Regions from separate parts of the Homo sapiens genome. Here all the other regions are linked to region 1. A link is a contact called in ENCODE Hi-C or POLR2A ChIA-PET data. All regions are on one chromosome and are shown on one strand. Each heading gives the region's core, a stretch centred on a gene start or an enhancer-like site at or near the end of the contact. The rest is flanking DNA. Distances are from core to core; before and after follow the strand shown.

Region 1 (3,354 bases), core at 612-3,111:
TTCAGAGATTAATATATGCATTTTGAAGGAGACAGTGTATTTAGTAAAACAAACTGAAATAGCTCCCCTTTTATATTTAAGCAAAATGGATAGAAAATCAGTAACTTGCTTTTGAATAGTACCTGGCAGTTTATGTGGTATTTTGCAGTTCAGTGTAGAAATAAATGCTACTTTTTTGTGACACAGCACACTTTTAGCTGAAACGTGGAGTATACTTTTACCTTGTACATTTTCATTTAGACTGGATTTTAAAGCTACCTTAGTTATTTTTTATAATAAATTCCAGAGTTTTCCAAAATTCTCTCATTTCTTTTAAAATGACACGTGTACAGTTCCATTCTTCTTTGATAATATGTCTACATTTATAAATATTTTCTAAATATTTCACATATTTCCACCATGCAAACGTGTGGAAATGTGTGAAATATTTAGAAAAAATGTGTACGTTTGATCCTCAACCACGTGGAATTTGCTTTTACCTTTTAGAGAAATCACACTTGGAGGTGATGTCATGTGTCCCTGATAATTACACGTAAATGTTGGCTGTTTTGTTACCTTCTGACCCACATAGGTCGTCTCTTGGGATAGCACAGGTAGCAGAGGATGCTGCAGAGGCCAGAGCCCTCCCAGCCCTGACCCCACACAGGCTCCTATGGAGGCCGGAGCCCTCTCAGCCCTGACCCCACACAGTCTCCTGTGGAGGCCAGAGCTGGGTCATGGACTGCAGGCTGCCGATGGGAGCAAGCTCTCATGCAGGAGTGGCTGTCTGTCCATTGTTGGTCTGTGGAGAAGGTTCTAGAGCCAAAGAACCTGGAGTCTAGAATCTCACTAATTAGATGTGGTCCCCAGCAGCATCAGCATCCCCTGGGAGCTGGTTGGAAATGCAGCCTCTTGGGCCCTGCCCCGGACCTGCTGAACCGAATCTGCAGTCACCACATCCCCGGAATTTGCAGGCACCTTAATCTCAGGAAGCTCTGGTCTGGATCTTCGCTTTCCCAGAACAGCCGTGCATCAGAATCACCTTTGGAGCTGATGAGACACTGCAGAGTCCTGCCCCAGCCCCGACAGATAGTGATTCAATTGGTCTGGGGTGATTCTGCCACCCAGCCAGGAGTGGGACCCGTGCTCTGAAATGGTCATCCCTGTTGGCTGAGGGGCGATTGAGAAGGCCAGCACCTGCTAGGTGTGTGTCTGGAAGTCTGCAGCAGCTTCAATTACACAGCCCAGCTGCTGGGAGCCTCATCTTTAGGACTCTATCCCCAAGTGGACATCTTATTCCTAAAGAGCACCCCAGGCCCTGGACCTGTGTGTAGGTGCCGTCTGCAGCCCCATGACGGGGATGGAGATTTGCAGGCGTCTAGCCACCCAGCCTCCACTCCCTTCCCTTCCTGTTCCCATGGAAACAGATTGCGGGAACACTGGGCATGGTGCTATCTTTACCCGGTTTTTGGCGATCTGAGGTCTGTTTCCATGGGAACTAGAAGGGAAGGGGACGGTAGTGGAGCAGCTAGACTGCTTTTAGATTTTGATGGCAGCCTCTGTGCTCACTGTAAAACCTGCTTTGCCCAAGTTTACCTCTAGGCCAGGGGTCCGTGCAGCTCTGAATGCAGCCAGGACTCATCTGGAGGAGAGGCCGGTGGAAAAGGAGGAGAAAAGGAGGAGGTCTGAAAATATCCTTGAAAATGCCAGTCATTCCCTTTTCCTCCAGGAAGCCATTTTTAGGTGTTGGTATAAGTTATTTAAATGCCATCTTTAGTTATTATTTCTTGTATGGTTTTATTGAACATAATAACATGTTTTTATTCAAAGGAAGTGAGGAGATGAGTCATTTCGATAGGAGTGATGTCTCCGACGTGGGGAATCCCTGTGGCTCGGCAGTGCGAGTGAGTCACAGCTGGCTCTGTGTGTTGGGCTGGAAATGAGGGCCTGCTGGGTCAGGGCAGGGCCGAAGCTGAGTGAGATGGGGAGGCTTGGGTTGGTGGTAAGGACAAAGTAAAGTGATGCTGACCTATTTAAGTATTTGAAGATGAAAAGCTAAATTCTAATCTAAGCAGGCCCTGGCCTGAGTGAATGCTCTGAGTGTTCAGTTATGGAGTGGAGTTTACTGGGGCAATCATGGTGCTCTGCTTTTCCCTCCCTTCCCTCTGTACAGTCAGGGAACAGCACCCTCTTCCTCCCTGCCAGGGAGCCTGCACCTGGTGGGAGGCCTTCTCCTCCTCGTTTCCTCCCGCCCGCCAGCGCCTTGCTCTTCAACACTGGTCTTGTCCACCGGCGTATGTGTGTTTCCCGATTTCAAGTGTATTTGTTAATTATCTAGTTTTTAAGTAAAAATAGAGGGTAGTTTTGGTGATTGCCTGGGGTATTGGGGATATTTGGGGAGCAGTGGCCCAGATTATCTTGGTGAAAGTGGCAGCAGCTTACTTTCCTTGGAGGAGTGAAATCAAGTCCTCGTTCTTGCCGTTTGAGGGAACTGTGTTCACTTCATCAGACTCTGGGAGGGAGGGTAGGCACGAGGTTGCTGTCTGTTGCGGGAAAGCTGCCCCTCCCTGCCTGTCCTCCCAGGCTGTGCGGGCACTGGCCTCTGTCTGAAGAAATGTGCTTAGGTCTCCATGCAGAGTAGGGGTTGGAATAAATCGATTCCTACTTGTCAACTCCAGTGGGGAAGGGAATAAATAAGGGCCAGATTCTGAGAGGGAAAAAGAAAAATCTAAAGAAGACATGACTTTCCGTGCAGAGGAAGTTGGCGGTCAGGCTGGCGCGGCCCACGGTCGCTTAGATCATGAAAGGCCTCTCAGAGCCTGTGCATCCCCATGAACAGCGGCGTCAGCTGCCAAGCATGGCAGTTATATTCCCTCTTGCCAGCGGCATCCTGTGGTTTTCTCTGGTGGATCCCAGGAATTCTCCTGCCTGGATCTGACGGTGGACATATAAGACAGACAGATCCTTTCAGCATCAGGTATACACAGGGGCTTCTTCTGCGGGTGAGGGCACAGCTCAGGATGAGACGGCTCCTGCAGTTGCCGATCAGTGCCTCTGAAGCCCAGCAAACTCAGCACACCCTCGGCGTCCGGTGCTGTGGAAGACTGCTCTATCACACGCGGTTCCAGAGGGGCCAGTTCTGTCTTCCAGGAGGGCACGTATCTTTACCGCTGCCTGGGCTGCCTGGCGGGATACATGGTACCTGTCTGTGGTGCTTTCCCCATGAATAACCCTCACTTGCTTTTCCTGTGTGAGAGCACACGCACGGGCCTTCGTTACCAAGGCAGTGGAAATTGGTCTAATGAACTCTTTCTGCCTGGCCGGAGGCCTCCAGAACACAGCGGTGGGGTTTGTGGCCCCATTAGTTAGAGACCA
Region 2 (3,474 bases), core at 872-3,371, 180 kb after region 1:
TAAGTACTTGGAATTTCTGAGTCTATTGCATTGTTGTTTCTAGGAGAGTGGGGAACTTTTTTTGGTGAACAGAGCTTACCTTCTTGTGACTGGTCATTGTCATTTCTACATGTTATCAGGAGGCCCTAGGGCCTTGCTGGAACAAGTACTTCTGAGTTGACAGAAATTGGATTGCTATAAACTCTGCTTTCAAGAGCCTTACCATCCAGTGAAGACACATGATTACCTGCAGTATATCTAAGTCTCTTTAATTGTGTGAAATTCATGGGTGAGGTTTAAGGTGGGTGCACAGGGAGAGTGAGGCTTGGTGCTTGGCTATGCCCGAATCCAGAGAGGCTTTTATAAAGAAAAATCATGAGCCCAGATCAAATAACCACATAGACCAAGGAGAGAGAAATAACTTCTGCCTTAGAGAACAAGGAAAGCTTCACAGAACAGGGAGTACTTAAGCCTGGTCTTTTGAGGATGATGTATTTGAGGGAAAGGGAGTGTCCATGGGTAAACAAAGACTTGCTAATGGGATACACGGGAATATGTTTGGAAAAGGCCATGATGGGGAGTGGTTGTCACTGGTTGTCCTTGTCCTTGTGCATCATATCAAGGGTATGTAGTTTAAACGTGATTTATAACTGCTGATGGTGACCTTGATCACCTGACTGAGGTGTATTAGGTTTCCTCACTGTCAAGTTGCTCTTTTCCCCCGTCTAAAGAGAACCACCCTTTAAAGGGTGATTAATGCTTTATAAAGGGTGATTAATAGATATTAGCAATGCATGGTGATGAAAACCAAGCTTGGACGTTACAGCACTTTCATCTGGCTTAAGGAGATAATAAGCACGGCCAGGCTCAGTGGCACACACCTGTAATCCCAACACTTTGGGATGCCAAGGCAGGAGGATCACTTGAGCCCAGGAGTTTGAGACCAGCCTAGCCAACACCGCAAACCCTATCTTTACAAAATTAAAAAAAAAAAATTAGTCAGGCATCATGGCACATGCCCATAGTCCTAGCTGCCCAGGAGGCTGAGCCAGGAGGATCACTTGAGCCCAGGAGTTCAAGCTTACAGTGAGCTATGATCACAACACTGTGCTCCAGCCTGGGTGACAGAGTGAGATCCTGTCTCAAAAGAAAATAAGCAAAAAACTAGACTTTGTCTTCACTTTGAACATGATCCTAACCTAAACTTGACCTTCTCAAACACTAGTGCCTAAGGATGGTTTCTTTAGACAAAGCCTTTTTTTTTTGAGATTGAGTCTCGCTCTTTCGCCCAAGCTGGGGCGCAGTGATGCGGTCTTGGCTCACTGCAAGCTCCGCCTCCCAGGTTCACGCCATTCTCCTGCCTCAGCCTCCCAAGTAGCTGGGACTACAGGCATGCGCTACCACACCCGGCTAATTTTTTATATTTTTAGTAGAGATGGGGTTTCACCGTGTTAGCCAGAATGGTCTCGATCTCCTGACCTCATGATCTGCCTACCTTGGCCTCCCAAAGTACTGTGATTACAGGCGTGAGCCACCACAGCCGGCCTAGACAAAGCTTTTTATAGGGAGACGAGAAATTGTTAAGAAGTGAGCTAAGAATTGTAAAACACTTAGTATGTGGCATTGTAATATATGTGTTATTGTCTGTTGTTACCATCATGATCATCACCATCATCACGTGCATTGAGTAGCTGAAGAACCTCGATACCAGACACCAGTATGTCCAAATTCTTGATGCCCAATCTCATTATTTTCACTTTGAATTTGAATTAGAAGTAAGTTGTTAAACAGGAACAAAATCTAATCATTTTTTCAAGGTACAAAAAAATTCCACATATTGAAATATAATGAATGGTTTTGCAAACTTTGATTGGCACTTTAAAAGGTGTTGGAGTAGGGCGCTCTGGGAAACTGCCTATTGATTGCACTGTTGTCAGTTTCTAAGCAACCATTGCCAAATTTATCTTCATGTCACACAACTTGTGTGTTTATCCAAGCTGGTTGAAATTCTTACCCTTGTGCAAAAATAGACCAGGGTGAATATTGAGTGGGACTGTATCGGAGGAGTGGGCTGCATTCCTCCATAGTTCCCAGTAGGTGTCACTCTGGCAGAAGAAAACAAGACATGATGGGTTCTGAAGACACATCCCTGGGGATCCGCCCAGGCCACAGGGGCATGCAGAAGCACCACTTGCCTACCTCAGTTCCCCTATTCGTACCCGACTTCTCTGGCCAGCAGGGGCAGGTTGCCCAGGCCACGTGGTGAAGAGCATTCCTGGAAAACATTGTTCTAGACCCACCTGGCTACAGACATCCCAGCTTACTCATAAAGCATTAAAGCAGTAATAGAGGAAGAGCTATATCTATGTAGCTGTAACCCGAAGAATTGGCAGCACTTGCTGGGATATGGGTAGCAAATTTTTATTCCTAGTAGGATCGGCACATGTATGGCTCAGTCGTAAATGTTTATCAGCTAGCTGAACGAGTCCCACGAGGACTTCATGTGTTTCTGGGTAATCTTCCATAGGAGTTACTGTTTACTCAGAAATGCAAAATAATTTTGCTATTAGCCAGTGTAACTAAGAAAAATTTTAAAAAGTATGAAAAATATAAAACAGTAAGAAAAATATAAAATATGAACACCCAAAGAGAACCTCTGCCACCATTGCTTTCTGTTAATAGGTGATCAACAGTAAGCATTACATAACCTTGAATTCTCCCACCCAGCCCTCCCCCTGCCCCTCTACAAGAGCAAGTCATCGGGGGCCACCCTGTGCACTAGGGCAATCACAGAAGTGGGAAGCACACCAGCTCCCCAGCTAATGCGACTCGCAGGCACTGAAGTACTGTTACTGTCACTAGACGTGCCACCGGCAGCACCCCAGAATGTAGTACCCCACTGGCTGCAAGACCAGCATTAGATAAAAGTAAGCAGGGAGTCTCGATGGATCACCACTGATCTTTGGTATCTGTAAAGGTGTCACTGTCTCTTTAAGGAAAGAGGGAGTCCCTACTTTCATTTTTCCTCAATAAATAATTTTTGACTGATTAGTGACAAAGGGACACTTTAGTGGGTGATCAGCACAGCATCTGCATGGCTGCTTCCTTGTGGGGTTTCTGAAGCTGCTTCTGTGACTCAGCCCCTCACCAACAAACAAACAAATGAGATAAATCCCAGAGACCTGGAAGAGGGAACCTGCCTTGAAATGGCATTCATGGAAAAGGTCTGGACACTTCAGCCAAGTTATTTGTATAATTTGTTAGTTACATATAAGGCCCAATATGCTAAAAAAATGCAACAGGATTATTAGTCTCTATTTGTCTAGAATTGAAATTTCTAAGTAGGTGTGTGAATTTATATGGGTATGTATCATATATATGTGTATGTATGTACATATACACATGTACACATATATATGACAAATAGCTTACATGTATATATACATATAGAAATGCAAGTATATCTGTGTACATATGTATGTATGTACATTTTAT
Region 3 (3,425 bases), core at 103-2,602, 200 kb after region 1:
CTGTTCCTTTTGCTGTGCAGAAGTTTTTATGAAGCAAGTCTTTGGGGAGGATATTTTGTCTCATAAAAGTTATTACAAACATCAAGAAAGTGGATTCCAGCCGGGCGCAGTGGCTCACGCCTGTAATCCCAGCACTTTGGGAGGCCAAGACGGGTGGATCACGAGGTCAGGAGATCCAGACCATCCTGGGTAACACGGGGAAACCTGTCTCTACTAAAAATACAAAAAATTAGCTGGGCATGGTGGCGGGCGCCTGTAGTCCCAGCTACTTGGGAGGCTGAGGCAGGAGAATAGCGTGAACCTGGGAGGTGGAGCTTGCAGTGAGCCGAGATTGTGCCACTGCACTCCAGCCTGGGGGACAGAGCGAGACTCTGTCTCAAAAAAAAAAAAAAAAAAAGAAAGAAAGAAAGAAAGAAATAAAGTGGATTCCTCTTCCAGTTTCTTGCCTAGCTTAAAGCCATGTAATTCTTGCCAGCTCACATTGTGACTTTTCTGGCTTTCAACACTTTGATTGGGATTTACCATTTAATTAAATAAGCTTAGGAGCTGGAGGGTGGGTGCTGTCCGGGGTCAGTTCAGTCAACCCCTGGTTCTCTTTGCACTTCACAGAATGTGGATTGTCTCTCTGTTCATGGGCTCTGCTGGGCTCTCTGAGCTCAGAACCTTCAGATTTGTTGGGTGGGACCACAGATAGTCATGGTAAGTGCAGTCATCCTTCCCAGCTGTAGCAGGGGGATGTCCGGAGGCTGTGGAAGGTAGAGTGTTAGGATAGAGATGGCGACAGTGTGGCCATCTCAGGAGGGCCTGGGGTGCCCATGAGCTCCGCTCAGAGAAACTGCCAGCTGAGCAGACGGGAGGACCTGGCTTTGAAAGAAGTTACAACATTAAGCAAAACAACATGTCGTTGTCTGTGGAAAGGAATCCTTAGCATAAGTTTTTGAAAATATGATCAGGTGTCTTGACCCAACACTTAAAAAGTGAAGTCCACAGGGTTTAATTTCCTGGTGATATTTTTGTTTTTATTTGCGGTTTAGCATTTTTTTTTTAAGTATCCGAATTTGCATGAGGCTAGTTTTGTATTTCTGCAAGTTTCAGTCCATGTGATTTGAAGCAGATGTCATAGTCACACAAACAGAGTCCATAATGGGAAAGTCAACTCCTGGGCATGCTGTTCCATGCCTACATGGACTGGAAAGAAATTTGATTACTTTGGGAAATTAGGCTAATATTTCAGGGGTTGTGTAATGGACAACAAAGGACATGTTCAGCAGCTTTTGAGAACTGAGAGAATGGAGGATTGAGGACCCTGCAGCGGCAGTCCTGAGTCTCCAAGCGCGGCTGTGTTGAGATGGGTTTGCTGGCTGCTGGGGAACATGCCTTTGCTCAGCCGAGGACAGCTTTTTACTGTGGTGATGTTAGAAATGTGGGCAGAGTGAGTTATGACTCAGTCTATTGTAATTAGAAAAAAGAGCAACCACTGAGAAAAGTCCTCAGAGAAAACTTAAGAAATGGGGATGTTCTTATTCTCAGAAAACTAAAACGGGAAGTCATTCTTGGTGATAGTGAGGGGAAACGCAAAAGCGAAGGGAGAGGGGAGCTCTGTGTGCGGCGTCTCTAGCATTGCACAGTCCTCTTTAATGAATAAATGGAACCTTAATAAGGAAAAGTACCGGCTACATTATCGGTTGCAAATTGATTTGCTGTAGGCAAATTCTAATGTAGTTTGGCCATGTGAGGCGTACCTCTTAAGAAAACAAAATCAGGTTGCCTGAAAATGGACTCTTGCTTTCCAGGTGAAAAAGGCACTGGAAACACCACACAGCTTTGTCCTGTAATGTTTCCTTACTCTGGAATCATGAATGGGCTTTTCTCGTGCTATATCTAAAACTCAGCTCTGATTATTATGTTTAAAAAGAGGCTGTGCTTACTTTCCACACCCAAATGAGGCTGAGAGTGGCTGTGAGGAAGGGAGGTCAGTGCCTCCTACTTCTTTTTGGTGGGGCAAGCAGGGGAGGGAGAATCCATCTCTAAAAACCAGTGGTTCTTAACCTTTGAGAATCTGAAGCAGGCCAAAGACTTTCATCCCAAAGCAATGCAAATATACCAAGTCTCATGTGTAGTTACGGGGTTTGCAGACCCCTGAAGCTCATCCGTGGGTCTCAGCTAAAAGCACCTGCTACAAACTCAGTAAGTGCTTTTTCCCCATTAAATAATTGGTGGCATCATCTGTCTGATGAATTACCACCTTACTACTTTATTTTCTAATTTTAACTGTTATTTATATTCCCCTGGAACACCTTGAAATTTTCCCTAAAACTAGATTGACTAATCTGGGTCCCTCCTTGTCTCAGGAGATGGGGATGGTCTCCCACTTCCACCTGTGCCCTCCCTGGCCAGCACATCATCATTGTCATCGGAACCACCTTCTTTGTAACTGTCCTCCTCCAAGCAGTGTTTGCCAAGCATGGTGCTAGGTGCCAGAGAATAAGCTAGAGGACAGGAAAGAAGAAACACATAGAAGTATTAACCTTCAGCGGAAGAAGGCGTGCCCACCTGGGAGAAGTGACAGTGGCGATCTTATAGAGCCTGTGGCATGCCCTGCAGATCGTGCACACAGCTGAATAAGATGCTGGTGCTGGCTTCTTAGCGAACCATAATATATTTAGCTTGGAGCAACTTTTGTTTTTTGCTAGGATGAAAAACAACCTGAAACTCAGGATACATACAAGAGATCAAAATAAAAACCATGAAAGTACAGTGACCCATTTAAAAGTTGTCCGGGTCTTTTTTTTTTTTTTTTTTTTTTTTTTTTGTCAGAGATCATGGTAGACCACAAATCGCTGAGTTAATAATATAATGCTATTTGGCCGGGCGCAGTGGCTCACGCCTATAATCCCAGCACTTTGAGAGGCTGAGGTGGGCAGATCACGAGGTCAGGAGATCGAGACCATCCTGACTAACACGGTGAAACCCCGTCTCTACTAAAAATACAAAAAATTAGTCAGACGTGATGGCACGTGCCTGTAGTCCCAGCTACTCTGGAGGCTGAGGCAGGAGAATTGCTTGAAGCTGGGAGGCGGAGCTTGCAGTGAGCCGAGATCGCACCACTGTACTCCAGCCTGGGTGGCAGAGCAAGACTCCATCTCAAAAAATAAAAATAAAAAAAATATAATGCTATTTGTTTAAAATGATAGTGCTGATTTATGAATGTGGGAAATATCTAAAAATATCTACAAAAGAAGTGATTATTGAATTACAGTCATTTGTTTATATGTAGTTATTATCAAATAATGATCAAGTTGTCAGTCTCTGATTTTTATATGTAGTCATCTGTGACACATGGAAAATGTGTAAGTGGGCCTGTCCCTTTTTACTAGGAAGTGACTTCCTCCTACCTTCTGAGCCAAAGCTCTCCAGTCTCCACT

What was found. A loop is a pair of places that touch in the nucleus more often than their neighbours do. ChIA-PET counts read pairs that join two places held with the same protein, here RNA polymerase II (POLR2A). Pooled maps may share reads with other maps.
Region 2: a loop to region 1 is called in a map of CD14-positive monocyte, with 2.3 times the contacts of the local background. The contact joins two enhancer-like sites. A Hi-C loop is called at or near these places in 3 of 168 maps with a recorded cell type or tissue (CD14-positive monocyte, naive thymus-derived CD4-positive, alpha-beta T cell and posterior vena cava), 3 of 37 single-sample maps with no recorded cell type and 13 of 50 pooled maps. POLR2A ChIA-PET finds 5 or more read pairs at or near these places in 3 of 52 experiments (HepG2, T-cell and activated naive CD4-positive, alpha-beta T cell).
Region 3: a pooled map shows a loop between it and region 1 (6-fold over the local background). The contact joins two enhancer-like sites. A Hi-C loop is called at or near these places in 2 of 168 maps with a recorded cell type or tissue (CD14-positive monocyte and naive thymus-derived CD4-positive, alpha-beta T cell), 2 of 37 single-sample maps with no recorded cell type and 13 of 50 pooled maps. POLR2A ChIA-PET finds 5 or more read pairs at or near these places in 5 of 52 experiments (T-cell, activated T-cell and activated naive CD4-positive, alpha-beta T cell).

What each region holds. Positions count from the first base shown.
Region 1 is chr18:13,373,595-13,376,948 of GRCh38, forward strand. The region is part of intron 2 of LDLRAD4 (low density lipoprotein receptor class A domain containing 4); the gene reads left to right. Among named protein-coding and RNA genes, the nearest start is that of LDLRAD4-AS1, 52 kb to the right of the region's middle. RefSeq lists enhancers at 1,524-2,723, 1,724-1,853. Within about 2 kb of position 1,862, at least 18 of the 41 ENCODE cell types and tissues checked have a DNase peak (open chromatin) inside an H3K27ac peak, as active enhancers do.
Region 2 is chr18:13,556,175-13,559,648 of GRCh38, forward strand. The region is part of intron 4 of LDLRAD4 (low density lipoprotein receptor class A domain containing 4); the gene reads left to right. Among named protein-coding and RNA genes, the nearest start is that of MIR4526, 53 kb to the right of the region's middle. RefSeq lists an enhancer at 2,248-2,347. Within about 2 kb of position 2,122, at least 2 of the 41 ENCODE cell types and tissues checked have a DNase peak (open chromatin) inside an H3K27ac peak, as active enhancers do.
Region 3 is chr18:13,576,044-13,579,468 of GRCh38, forward strand. All of the region lies in intron 4 of LDLRAD4 (low density lipoprotein receptor class A domain containing 4), which reads left to right. Among named protein-coding and RNA genes, the nearest start is that of MIR4526, 33 kb to the right of the region's middle. Within about 2 kb of position 1,353, at least 4 of the 41 ENCODE cell types and tissues checked have a DNase peak (open chromatin) inside an H3K27ac peak, as active enhancers do.